Regions from separate parts of the Homo sapiens genome. Here region 2 is linked to region 1. Evidence: chromatin loops called from intact Hi-C (ENCODE). Cell type or tissue: GM12878. All regions are shown on one strand. Each heading gives the region's core, and the rest is flanking DNA. Links, peaks and the distances in the headings are about the cores only.

The links. A loop is a pair of places that touch in the nucleus more often than their neighbours do. Peaks named below come from ENCODE experiments on the same cell type or tissue, not always from the same donor. Only the 100,000 strongest peaks of a DNase experiment are listed, where the experiment ranks them.
Region 2: it touches region 1 in a loop (5-fold over the local background); 18 of 110 quality-filtered maps call a loop at or near these places.

What each region holds. Positions count from the first base shown.
Region 1 is chr15:69,474,527-69,477,440 of GRCh38, forward strand. No RefSeq gene overlaps it. Among named protein-coding and RNA genes, the nearest start is that of LINC02896, 13 kb to the left of the region's middle. In GM12878, for the core only: a CTCF peak has its summit at 1,428 (motif pointing right); no DNase peak of the experiment used is centred there.
Region 2 is chr15:69,719,887-69,722,800 of GRCh38, forward strand. No RefSeq gene overlaps it. Among named protein-coding and RNA genes, the nearest start is that of LINC00593, 110 kb to the right of the region's middle. In GM12878, for the core only: no CTCF peak of the experiment used is centred there; a DNase peak (open chromatin) is centred at 1,697.

The DNA.
Region 1 (2,914 bases), core at 199-2,698:
CAAAGGAAGTTGTGATTCAGCCTCCTGAGAAGATGTGATATCAGCAGGAATCCCCACTCCTCGTGAGAGCCCCAGAATTGTCTTGAGCCCTAAGACAAGGATATAAATTTAGGGAAGTCATCATAGACAATTTTGCTCTCAAACTCAGGGTGCTTGACTGGGCACAGTGGCACACACCTGTAGTCCCAGCAATTCGGAAGATCAAGGCGGGAGGAACGCTTGCGCCTAGGAGGTCAAGACTGCAGTGAGCTGTGTTTGCACCACTGCACTCTAGCCTGGGTGACAGAGCAAGACCCTGTCTATAAATAAAACAAAACAAAAAGCCACCCAGGGTGCCACCATCCGCAGCCCCATGTCAGGTTCAGATCCCATCCCTCCCTCCCAGCCTGCATTTCCAGAGGCCGTCTTGACTCCTTGACTGAGACAGCATCCACCTTTCTGCTCTCTGCCTGTTTCTCACAGATGGGGAGGGCTGAGCTCAGGGGCCGACTTTGAGCCACTGTCCCTGGGGCTCTGTCCTTGTCCTGAGCTACCCCTCAGTTCCAGCTGCAGATCTAGAGCTGCACCCTGAGTCAGCAGTGGGACCTGAGTCTCAAAACGGCAGAGGAGTCCTGGCTGTCTGCTGAGGTAGTGCATGAGGAAATGGATTCCTCGTGCTGGCTGGGTGGCCTCTGGCCTGTCATTTGTCCTCTTTGGACCCGTGCTTCTCACAGCATAGTCTGTGGACTGCATTGGCTCTCAAAATATTGTTACTTGTCTATATGGAGACAGGTACAGTAAGTACCTGCTGAGAATGTAAGAGTAAACATAGAGACTTTTGGCAGGGTGCAGTGGCCCAAGCCTGTAATCCTGGCACTTTGGCAGGCCAAGAGGAGAGGATCGCTTGAAGCCAGGAGTATGAGACCAGCCTGGGCAACATGGTGGAATCCTATCTCTACAAAAAAATACAAAAAATAGTCAGGTGTGGTGGTACACGCTACTCAGGAGGCTTAGGTGGGAGGATGCCCTGGGTGGGGAAATGGGGAGAGATGTTGGTCAAAGGGTAAAAGTTTCAGTTAGACAGAAGGAATACCTTTTTTGAGGTCTATTGCACAGCATGGTGACTATCCTTAATAATAATGTATTGTATATTTCAAAATTGCTAACAGTGTACATTTCAAATGTTCTTACCACAAAAATGGTAAGCGAGATGATGGATTTGTTAAAATTAGCTAGACTTTATCATTCCACATTGTATACATATATCAAACATCACATAAGACCACATAAATGTATGCAATTAATAATAAAAAATTATAAACAGGAACAAAAGACCAGTGGCAACCTGGTCCTTCTTCAGAGAGGGCTTGGGAAGTCCTGCCTCCACCCGCTTTCCAGTGGGGTGAAAGGGAGGTGAGCCTTGCAGTTCTCCTTTGGGGCAGGAGGGGGCGGCAGATACACGGGTAATCCATCTTTCCCTGCAGGACCGGTTCCTTCATTCTTCAAGCATCCTCCATTTGGCACCTTCTGGATGCTGGGGACACAAGGAGAAAGAGAGGCTTTCTCCTTCTTCCTGTTTTGCCTCAGTCCAGGGCAAAGCCACCAGGGAGAGTGTCCAGGAGAGCTGTCTACATGGAGATGACACAAAACGTGACCCCTGCCAGGGGCTCTTCTCCCAGGAGGTGTAGCTGCGTGGCTTGAGTGTATAGCAGAGGCCTGAGTTGGGCTTTCTGGGTTCGAATCCTGGCTCCTTCTCTAGTTGCTGTGAGACGTAGGAAAGGCTTTGGAGTCACCCCCAAGCCCAGCTTCTTCAAGTGTAAAGGGGGCATGTTAATGGTAGCTGCCCTACAAGGGTATTGGGGGATTAAAGGATAATTCTTTTTTTTTTTTTTTTTTTTTTGAGATGGAGTTTCACTCTTGTTGCCCAGGCTGGAGTGCAATGGTGCATTCTTGGCTCACAGCAACCTCCGCCTCTCAGGTTCAAGTGATTCTCCCACCTCAGCCTCCCAAGTAGCTGGGATTACAGGTGCATGCCACCATGCCTGGCTACTTTTTTTGTATTTTTAGAAGAGACGGGGTTTCACCATGTTGGTCAGGCTGGTCTCAAAGTCCTGACCTCAGGTGATCTGCCCGCCTCGGCATCCCAAAGTGCTGGGTGTGAGCCACTGCGCCCGGCAGGAGATAATTCTTATAGAGCACTTAATACTGTGCCTGGCCTGTACAGACACCTGCCCAAGCAATGTGTTCATTATTTTTGACAGTCTCATCCTGTCTTGCTTTCTCTCAGCTCCTGTGAGGTTGAGAAATGTCACTCTTCTTTGATAGGCACTTTTCCTGAGGGCAGCCAGTTCCGCCAGTCACTCTGACTGTTGGACCCTTTGACATAGTGAGATTTGGCTCAGTCCTCACCTCCTCCAGGAAGTCTGCCGAGATGATCCCAAGTCCTAAGAGCCTCCTCACTGTAGCCTCGTTTTTTCAATGATTAATTCCTAATTTGTCTAATTTCTTCCTCCTGCATGTCACCCCAGCCCTGCACAGACTCTGCACGTTCCATAGTGTACAAGGCATTGTCCTAGCCATCTTGCTGCCAGAAGACACTGTGAGGGTTGCAAGCCTGGCACCGGGAGCCAGCCTGCCTGGGTTGGAATTCTGGCTCCACCTCTGGCCAGCTGTGTGGCTTTGGGCAAGTTGTTTGACTCCTCTGGGCACCCAGCCCTTGGTTTCCCTGTTCTATCTTGCATATTACTGTGATATGAGTGAAGTAATGCAGGTGAAGGCCAGGTACCCGCATTGAGCAAGTGCCCAATAATCCCAGCACTTTGGGAGGCCGAGGTGGGCGGATCACTTGAGGTAAGGTGTTTCAGACCAGCCTGCCCAACATGGTGAAACCCCATCTGTACTAAAAATACAAAAATTAGCTGGGCATATTGGCGGG
Region 2 (2,914 bases), core at 327-2,826, 250 kb after region 1:
CTCTGAGCTCTTCTTATCATAGCCTCAGGAGAGAAGAACTGCTATTCCTATTTTATAGATGGGTAGGCAGTTTTCAGCAATTTCCCCAAGATCACATAGTGAGTAATGGGGAGATCCAAGACTTGAACCCAGATCCTGTTACACAAAGTGGTGGGTTTTAAAATAAGAGAATACACTTACTCCAGGCACTGGAAGCTGAAATTGCAATTAGTTCACATGCTCCCAGGTTCCTGAGAACTTCCACTTTTGTGTGTAATGTTGATTGTGGACAGATATTATAGGGACAGGCTGACTCTGAACTGCCTTGAAGACAAGAAGGATTTTCTTGGGAAAAGCAATGGACTGGGAGACAGAGAGTCCTGCAATACAGGCCCTGAATCTTTTTCTGACCCACTTCATTACCAAGAAACCTCAGTTTCCTCATCTGAAAGTATGAGGAAAGATGTTGATCTGGTCTACCATGAAGAATTTCTGTGAGGACCCAATGCGAGGATGGGGTGCACATATTTTGAAAACCAATAAAAAGCTGTAAAGAACTATAAAAAGCTGGGGTTCTTGTTTCAATTAAGAATGCATTTTGCTAGGCCAGGCACAGTGGCTCACACCCGTAAATACCAGCACCTTGGGAGGTCAAGGTGGGTGGACCACCTGAGGTCAGGATTTCAAGACCAGCCTGAACAATATGGTGAAATGCTGTCTCTACTAAAAATACAAAAATTACGTGGGTGTGGTGGTGGGCACCTGTAGTCCCAGCTACTCGGGAGGCTGAGACAGGAGAATTGCTTGAACTTAGGAGGTGGAGGTTGCAGTGAGCTGAGATTGCACCACTGCACTCCTGCCTTGGCGACAGAGTGAGAATGCATTTAGCTGCAAGTAACAGAGCAGCCAGCTACAGTGGTTTTAACAGATGATGCTCTGATTTTCCTATGACATAAGAAGTGCAGGGTGGGTAGTACAGGGCAGGAGAGGATGATTTAACAATGTTAATGGGGGCCTAGCCCTTTTCCCCTCTGTTCAAATTCCATCCTCACACATGCTACCTTATATGCACAAGATGGATACTGCCCCTCCAGGCTTTACGTTCCAGTTGCAGGTGGGAAAAAGAAGGGAGAAGGAGGAAGAGTTGGTACCTACATTACGAATGCAAAAGTTTTCTTAGAAATCCAATAACTGTAATATTGGCCAGAACTGTAATCAAATGGTCACCCTCTAGGTACAAGGGAGGCTGGAAGAATGAACATTTTTGGCTGGGCACACCACTAAACAAATCCAGGGTTTTGATGGAAAGGAAGGGGTGGGGATGGATTGCAGGTGACAGCTGGTGGTGCCTACCACAAGCTCCAATACCAAGATGGGCACTGAATTCACAGGGATCTTTTAAATTTAGTTTCTGGATTTGAGTGAAAGCAAATTGGGTTGCCTCATCCTTCGAAGGAAAAGTGGATCCATAGTATTCTACTGTCAGAAAGGGAAATAGAGTCACCTTGAAGACAAGAGGTGAGAGAGTGCTGCAGGTCTGGAGGGCCAAGTGGATAGAAGCTCAGCATGACCTCCCTCTCTCTGTCTCCCCTTTGTTCACTTTCATTAGTCCCGTTCACTTGGGCTGGGAGAGCTGGATCCGGGGAGCTCATTAATAGCCTCTGGGTTTGTGTGTGTCTCCACCCGAAGAAGTCTAACCACAGACTTCCTCTTGACTCTTGGCAACAGGGAGAAAACAAAACCACAGCAGCTTTCATTGCTGAAAAAGACAAAACTGACTCGTTTGCTTAATAAGCCCAGACGGAGGAACTTTATTTCTGGGAGGAAGTGCTGAAGACTCCGGTACAGGCCGGGTGCGGTGGCTCACGCCTGTAATCCTAGCGCTTTGAGAGGCCAAGGCGGATGGATCACGAGGTCAGGAGATCGAGACCATCCTGGCTAACACAGTGAAACCCCGTCTCTACTAAAAATACAAAAACATTAGCCAGGCATGGTGGCGGGCGTCTGTAGTCCCAGCTACTCGGGAGGCTGAGGCAGGAGAATGGCGTGAACCCGGGAGGCGGAGCTTGCAGTGAGCCGAGATCGGGCCACTGCACTCCAGCCTGGGCGACAGAGCGAGACTCGGTCCCAAAAAAAAAAAAAGACTTCAGTACAAGGAGTCGTGGTTGCGCCGTGAAATTGCCAGACTCTGCGATGAGACATCCTGGGTTGACAGTTTAGAGGTTGAGAGATTGGTGGGAGGAGGCCACGAGTCCAGGGCTCAGTAGGACTACGGGGCAGAAGCCTGTGCTGCAGATAGGTGGGACTTTGCAAAATGGATCTGCTTGGGGAAACTGAGGCCTCCTCCCACCTCCGACAACATCCAGACCTCTTTTGCCACTTCTGGTTTCCAAAAATCCATTTATGTATTTATTTTCCCTTTTTCTTATTTTCCCTTATTAAATTCATCTATTGATTAATTCCCATTTCATACTTTCTTTTTTTGTTTGCTTGTATTTCTAATTTCTTACGATGTATAGTCAGTGCTTTTATTTTGGTCTTTCTTCTTTAATAAGAAAGCCATTTCAGGCAATGTATTTTCCCGTGTTAAGCTTTTTTCAAGATCTCATAGGTTTTGAAATAAAATGTTCCCCTTTCCATCGGTTTCTAGATGGGTTTTAATTTCATTTTAATGTTTCCTTTGATCCATGGGTTACCTAGAAGTACGTTTATTAATTTCCAAGTAGTTAAAAATATTTTCAGCCACATTATTGTTTTCTTTTTAATTTAACATTATGGGGTTATAGTAAGAGATTGTGGCCTGTAAAATCTTTAATTTTAAATTAATTTTTTTTCTTTGTTTCTAAGTATGTGTTCAGACTTTATAAATGTTCTATGGGGCAGGAAAAGCTGAGCTGGTTGGATTCATGCAGGAAAGAATGGAATTCTAAAATGT